2 separate regions of the Homo sapiens genome follow, and region 2 is linked to region 1. A link is a contact called in ENCODE Hi-C or POLR2A ChIA-PET data. All regions are on one chromosome and are shown on one strand. Each heading gives the region's core, a stretch centred on a gene start or an enhancer-like site at or near the end of the contact. The rest is flanking DNA. Distances are from core to core; before and after follow the strand shown. Region 1 overlaps ROR1 (receptor tyrosine kinase like orphan receptor 1). Region 2 overlaps ROR1 (receptor tyrosine kinase like orphan receptor 1).

The links. A loop is a pair of places that touch in the nucleus more often than their neighbours do. ChIA-PET counts read pairs that join two places held with the same protein, here RNA polymerase II (POLR2A). Pooled maps may share reads with other maps.
Region 2: a map with no recorded cell type shows a loop between it and region 1 (5-fold over the local background). The contact joins two enhancer-like sites. A Hi-C loop is called at or near these places in 3 of 37 single-sample maps with no recorded cell type and 2 of 50 pooled maps. POLR2A ChIA-PET finds 5 or more read pairs at or near these places in 2 of 52 experiments (OCI-LY7 and naive thymus-derived CD4-positive, alpha-beta T cell).

Annotation. Positions count from the first base shown.
Region 1 is chr1:63,891,919-63,894,618 of GRCh38, reverse strand. The region is part of intron 1 of ROR1 (receptor tyrosine kinase like orphan receptor 1); the gene reads right to left. Among named protein-coding and RNA genes, the nearest start is that of ROR1, 120 kb to the right of the region's middle. RefSeq lists a silencer at 1,309-1,478. Within about 2 kb of position 1,423, at least 15 of the 41 ENCODE cell types and tissues checked have a DNase peak (open chromatin) inside an H3K27ac peak, as active enhancers do.
Region 2 is chr1:64,170,823-64,173,522 of GRCh38, reverse strand. All of the region lies in intron 8 of ROR1 (receptor tyrosine kinase like orphan receptor 1), which reads right to left. Among named protein-coding and RNA genes, the nearest start is that of UBE2U, 31 kb to the left of the region's middle. Within about 2 kb of position 1,367, at least 8 of the 41 ENCODE cell types and tissues checked have a DNase peak (open chromatin) inside an H3K27ac peak, as active enhancers do.

The DNA of each region.
Region 1 (2,700 bases), core at 174-2,673:
CACCTGTCCCAAAAACCTCCCCTGTGCTACAGGAGCCCCATCCTGAACATGATCAGTATAAACATCAGCTTCACAAAAATCAAGTGCACAAATGTAAGGTGTCTGTGGTGTGTGAAGATGATGGGAGGCTATATGTCTATGTATGAGGAATGCATTAATGAATGGGAAGGGTTTTTGCAGAGATCAATGCAATGGCATTTGATATCACCATCAAATTGCTTTCTCTTATAAACTTTTAGAATATAGTAGTCTCCCCCCTTATCTGTAGTTTTGGTTTCCATGGTTTTAGTTACCCAAGGTACCATGGTCTGAAAATATGGAATGGAAAATTGCAGAAATAATTCGTAAGTTTTAAATTATACACCATTCTCAGTAGCATAATGAAATCTTGGGCCATCCTGCTCCATCCTGCCCAGAATGTGAGTCACCCCTTTGTCCAGCATATTCCCACTTTCTATGCTACCTGCCCATGAGTCACTTAGTAGCTGTCTTGGTGATCAGATCGACTGCCACAATATCACGCACTTATGTTCAAGTAACCTTAATTTTACTTACTAAGAGTCCAAAAGCACAAGAGTAGTGATGCTGGCATTTGGATTTGCCAATAAACTATAAAGTGATAAGGTAAAAGATTGAAGTGAAAAGGTGAAAAAGATCTTGACTTAATGAGGAAAGAAAAAAATCGTATGCTGAGGTCACTAAGATCTACAGTAAAAATGAATCTTCTATGCATGAAATTGTAAAAAAGGAAAAAGAAATTCATGTTTAGTATATATAGAATTTGGTACTATCTGCAGTTTAGGCATCTACCAAGAATCCTGGAACATATTCCCAGGACACAGATAAGGGGGGACCACTGTATATCTCTTGACCCACTTTGTATAGCACCATCCAGAGATTACCGATACTTTTGATACCATTAATTGATGAAAAGACAGCTGCTTCGTTTCTTAGAAACACGGAAGCCTGTAAATGTAGCAAAGGCAACCAGAAAAAAAATAAGAGTCCATATGTCCACGCCCAGTCAGTAAACAACAAAATTAAGAAACCCACAAAAACCTTTTAACCTGGACATCATGAAGGATACTCTTGAAATGGTGTCATCAAAAATCAGCCTCTTTTCTATTCATATGGCATATTAGCAAGCACAGCAAACAAGTAAATAACCATCTTCAAGGCCAAATTTAATGAATTCTTTTTTTACCCCCCTCTTTTATCCCAGTCTCTATCTCTGCACTTCCAGGAGCTAGGTTTTCTCATGGCTGCTGCTCCTCTCCCACATGATGTAAGCAGAGAGCTGGAGAAACAGGGCCCTAAGCTGGGGACTGTGAGCAGCAAGCCTCTGACATCACTGGGTAGCAGGAAGTACCACAGGAGTCTGAGGTTTCACGCCTCACTGCCCTCTCAATACAAAAATCCTCCCAGTGACACTGTGCCCAGAAGATGTTTACTGCCTAAGCACACAGTCAATCTCCCCTCGAAGAAACATGCACAATCTCCCCTCGAAGAAACACAGTGGTAGACTGTGTCCACCACTCTAGAGACAGGGAAACCGCACCCTCTGCGGCTGACACCATAGAAATGAACTCATCTTTAAATCTGCCGTGCTGCTTTTTGCTTTCTTCTGCCAGCTGGTCCTTGGCAAAGCTACTTGATAAATCCAAACACATCAGTTTCACTGGCCACTGAAGGGCCTGTGCTTTTGGGAAACAGGCTTGCCATAAAGCTAGTCTTTGTGACGGCAGCTTCTGGTCTCTCCTGTCACCCCTATTGCCCTTCCCTGTTCTGTCTCTAGAAATCACAGACTGCATAGCTAGAAGGGCCTCAAGTCCTACTCCCTCCACTCTGCAGATGAGAAAGCCTAAGTTTAGAGAAGGTTGGCAACTTGTCCGAGTTTACAGGGCTCATTAGTGGTGGCAGAGCTTAGCCAAACCCAAGACTGCTGTCCAGTATGGACTTCCATAAGCATGGGTTTTACTGTAAGAAAAAAAATACTGGGTTTCAGTCCTCAGTGGCTAATCACTGGTTGGTGACCTAGGGCAAGTAACATTTATCTATCTGCCTTCTCAGGCTTTCACATCTGTAAAATAGACAATAAATATACAATAAACATAGTTACAGCTCACTACATGGATGTGAAACTGTGATACTTTCAAGTGTTTACAGGAATATGATTTGTGCTTTTTGTACAAATCATACCTTATAAACCACACTCAAGTCTCCTTAATGTGCTTAAAGACCCATGAAACCTCTGGGTCAGACAGATTCTTAACTCATCTTTTCAGATCCAATTTGTTATCATCTCCTTCAGAGCCTCCTCTGCCCTCCCAGATGCAGCGAAGTGCCCAGCTCCCCCGTACACATCTATCTTTGCACCATAGTATAACCGTTCCTTGTACCTTTTCCCCTATTCAATTGTGAGATTCAAGGAAATGAACTGTGTCTTAATCATAGTCCATTAATCTTTGCATTTCCAGCACCTAGCACTATTCATGGTCCATTAGAAGTGAATTAATGAATGCTTATTGAATTAAAGTAGAAGTGAATAAAATCACTAAGTAGTAGGGACAAACTAAAGGTGAATATACTTTCCTCCTTTGACTTGCTGAATTAGAGTTCTCCAGTGAACCAGAACCAAGAAGATATATATATGTAGAAATTCATTATGGGGGTTGGGTCATACAATCATGGAGGCTGAGC
Region 2 (2,700 bases), core at 118-2,617, 280 kb before region 1:
CTGCTGGCCAGCAATCCCAGATTGAAGCCGAATGTCTCTGGAGGCTCAGCCTGAGAGGCCTGCCACCTCACAGAGCTAGGTTAGCCTTCAGTATGTGGTCACTCTATGGAATTATAATTGTTCTTCCTCCCTGTTCAGACACATGAAAGAAAGTAGATTTTACCCCAAAGTGTATCTTGTCCTATCTCACCAATATCCAGTGGGCCATATAGCATATAATCCCAAGTCTTCTCCAAGGAGTCATTTACTAGAGCTACTGAAAACTAAATTTGGGGGGTTTGCTTTGCAAAGAGGCATGGAAAGCATCTAAAATGGCAGAGTCCACAAAATCTTCCCTTCGAACACCTGTGCAGCTGCCAGCAAAGAAGTGCCCAGAAAAAAAATGCTCCTAGCTTGGTTTCAGGGGAACAATTTCCACAGTGATTTGCATTTTTAAGGTGCTCAAGTTACTTGGTACAAATGAATCCTAACTATAGACTCATTTTCAAATTTTACATAAATCCTGAACTAGTTAAAAAATCATAAAAACCCTTAAAGAAGCAGTCAGTAGACTGTACGGTGATGGCAGGAAATTAGCTGTATTGTTGAGGAACAGATGGTTTACATTATACAAACCCTTTAGGCTAAACTTGTTTAGGTCTGGCATATTGTAAATTATATTTTAGTAATGAAAGTGAAATGACCTCTGCTTGACCTCAAGTGGAGTTTGTCTGTTTGAACCAATGTGGTGGAAAACTATGAAAGAAAATGAAGTCATAAAGTTTTGGCAGTTCAATTTTGGCTCATTTCAAGTTAAGGGGTTATAAATCTGTTTAGTTTTTGTTTGACAAGTATTTGTCATACAGGGATGTACAAAATGTAAAGAAGTGTAAAATACACATGAGGCATGGTGCCAAAGTAAACCAAGTACAAAGGAAAACTGGAATGAATAGGGTCCCGGGCTCCTATCTCTTTATCACTCCCTCCATTAGTTGAAGGACAAGATGGCCTCGGTTTATTATATGCTGTAAGGCAATTAAGTACCTTAAAACTGAAACAGGCTTTCAGTTTCAATGTTAACATTTTTACTTCTCAAAGTAAACACACATCTGCCTTTAAAAAATTATATAAAATTATTATATGAAATAAAAGTTGATGCAGAAGTTAATACATTGTTCCAAGATGCTTCTTTCTTTAGAAATTTTTGAAAAGCAACAGTATTAGAGTTTAAATGAACTCTTTACGGAAGGAAAATTAAGGAAAAACATTTTAGATGCGAGTCATTTAGATGTGAGTCAGATGGGAAAATTGTAGTACTTTCTAAACTGCTGATAAGAGAGACCAGGCTGATACTGGTGGCTTTTTTCACCTTAGTCATGACTGCTAAGTGGGGATGTGGGGGAACTTTTAGATCTCTTAACTTTAGATATGAAAGCAATGAACTATGAGTAGCGTTTTTAAAAACTGTAATTACCTTGGTGGCTGTAGATGGATAAAGAGGGCAGACTCAGTGGCTTTATCTCTTTCCATCTTTGGGAAGTTATACCTTAGGTGACAATACATTTGAAATGACTCCTGGTGAAGCAGCCTACTACTAACCTATTTCCTGCTTACTTTAAGGAAGTGATTACCATAGGATATGCGGTGAGGATTTTGCAATAGCTGCCAACATTTGTATGCAACATGAAGCCTGCTCTGTCACTTTTTGCCTTGAACATAATGTCATATAATTGCTCTACTTTTGAGTCTAACTTGAAGTAGACACACAGATGAAAAACAGAGCTACATTAGGGTGCAGGGAATCGAGCCCAGGGTGGTTCTCTGGGACAGAAACGGGGCTTTAACAACAGTAGGTGCTGAAACAGGATCCATATTCATAAGTCAGCTCCAAACCTCCCCCTGTGGTCCCTTTCACTCAAGGCCAGTTAATTCCCCATGTTCTAATGTCCCAAGACTGACTGCTGCCCTTTTTCAAATCTATGCTATTCTTTTGAAGCTGATTCTGGCTGGACACAAGTGTCTACAGAAGAATAGCAGGTTTCACATGGCATTTGTGCTTGCCTCATGATATGGTTTGGCTGTGTCCCCACTCACATCTCATCTTGAATTCCCACATGTTGTGGGAGGGACCTGGTGGGAGGTAATTGAGTCAGGGGGCAGATCTTTCCCATGCTGTTCTTGTGATAGTGACTAAGTCTCATGAGATCTGATGGTTCTATAAGGGGGAGTTTCCCTGCATAAGCTCTCTCTGTGCCTGCTGCCATCCACGTAAGATGTGACTTGCTCCTCCTTGCCTTCCGTCATGATTGTGAGGCGCTCCCAGCCATGTGGAACTGTAAGTCCATTAAGCCTCTTTTTCTTCCCAGTCTCAGGTGTGTCTTTATCAGCAGTGTGAAAATGGACTAATATTGTAAATTGGTACCAGTAGAGTGGGGTGCTGCTGAAAAGATACCCGAAAATGTGGAAGTGACTTTGGAACTGGGTAACAGGCAGAGGTTGGAACAGTTTGGAGGGCTTAGAAGAAGACAGGAAAATGTGGGAAAGTTTGGAACTCCCTGGAGACTTGTTGAATGGCTTTGACCAAAATGCTGATAATGATAAGGACAATGAAATCCAGACTTAGGTGGTCTCAGATGGAGATGAGGAACTTGTTGGGAACTGAAGCAGAGGTGACTCTTGTTATGTTTTAGCAAAGAGACTGGCGGCATTTTTCCCCTGCCC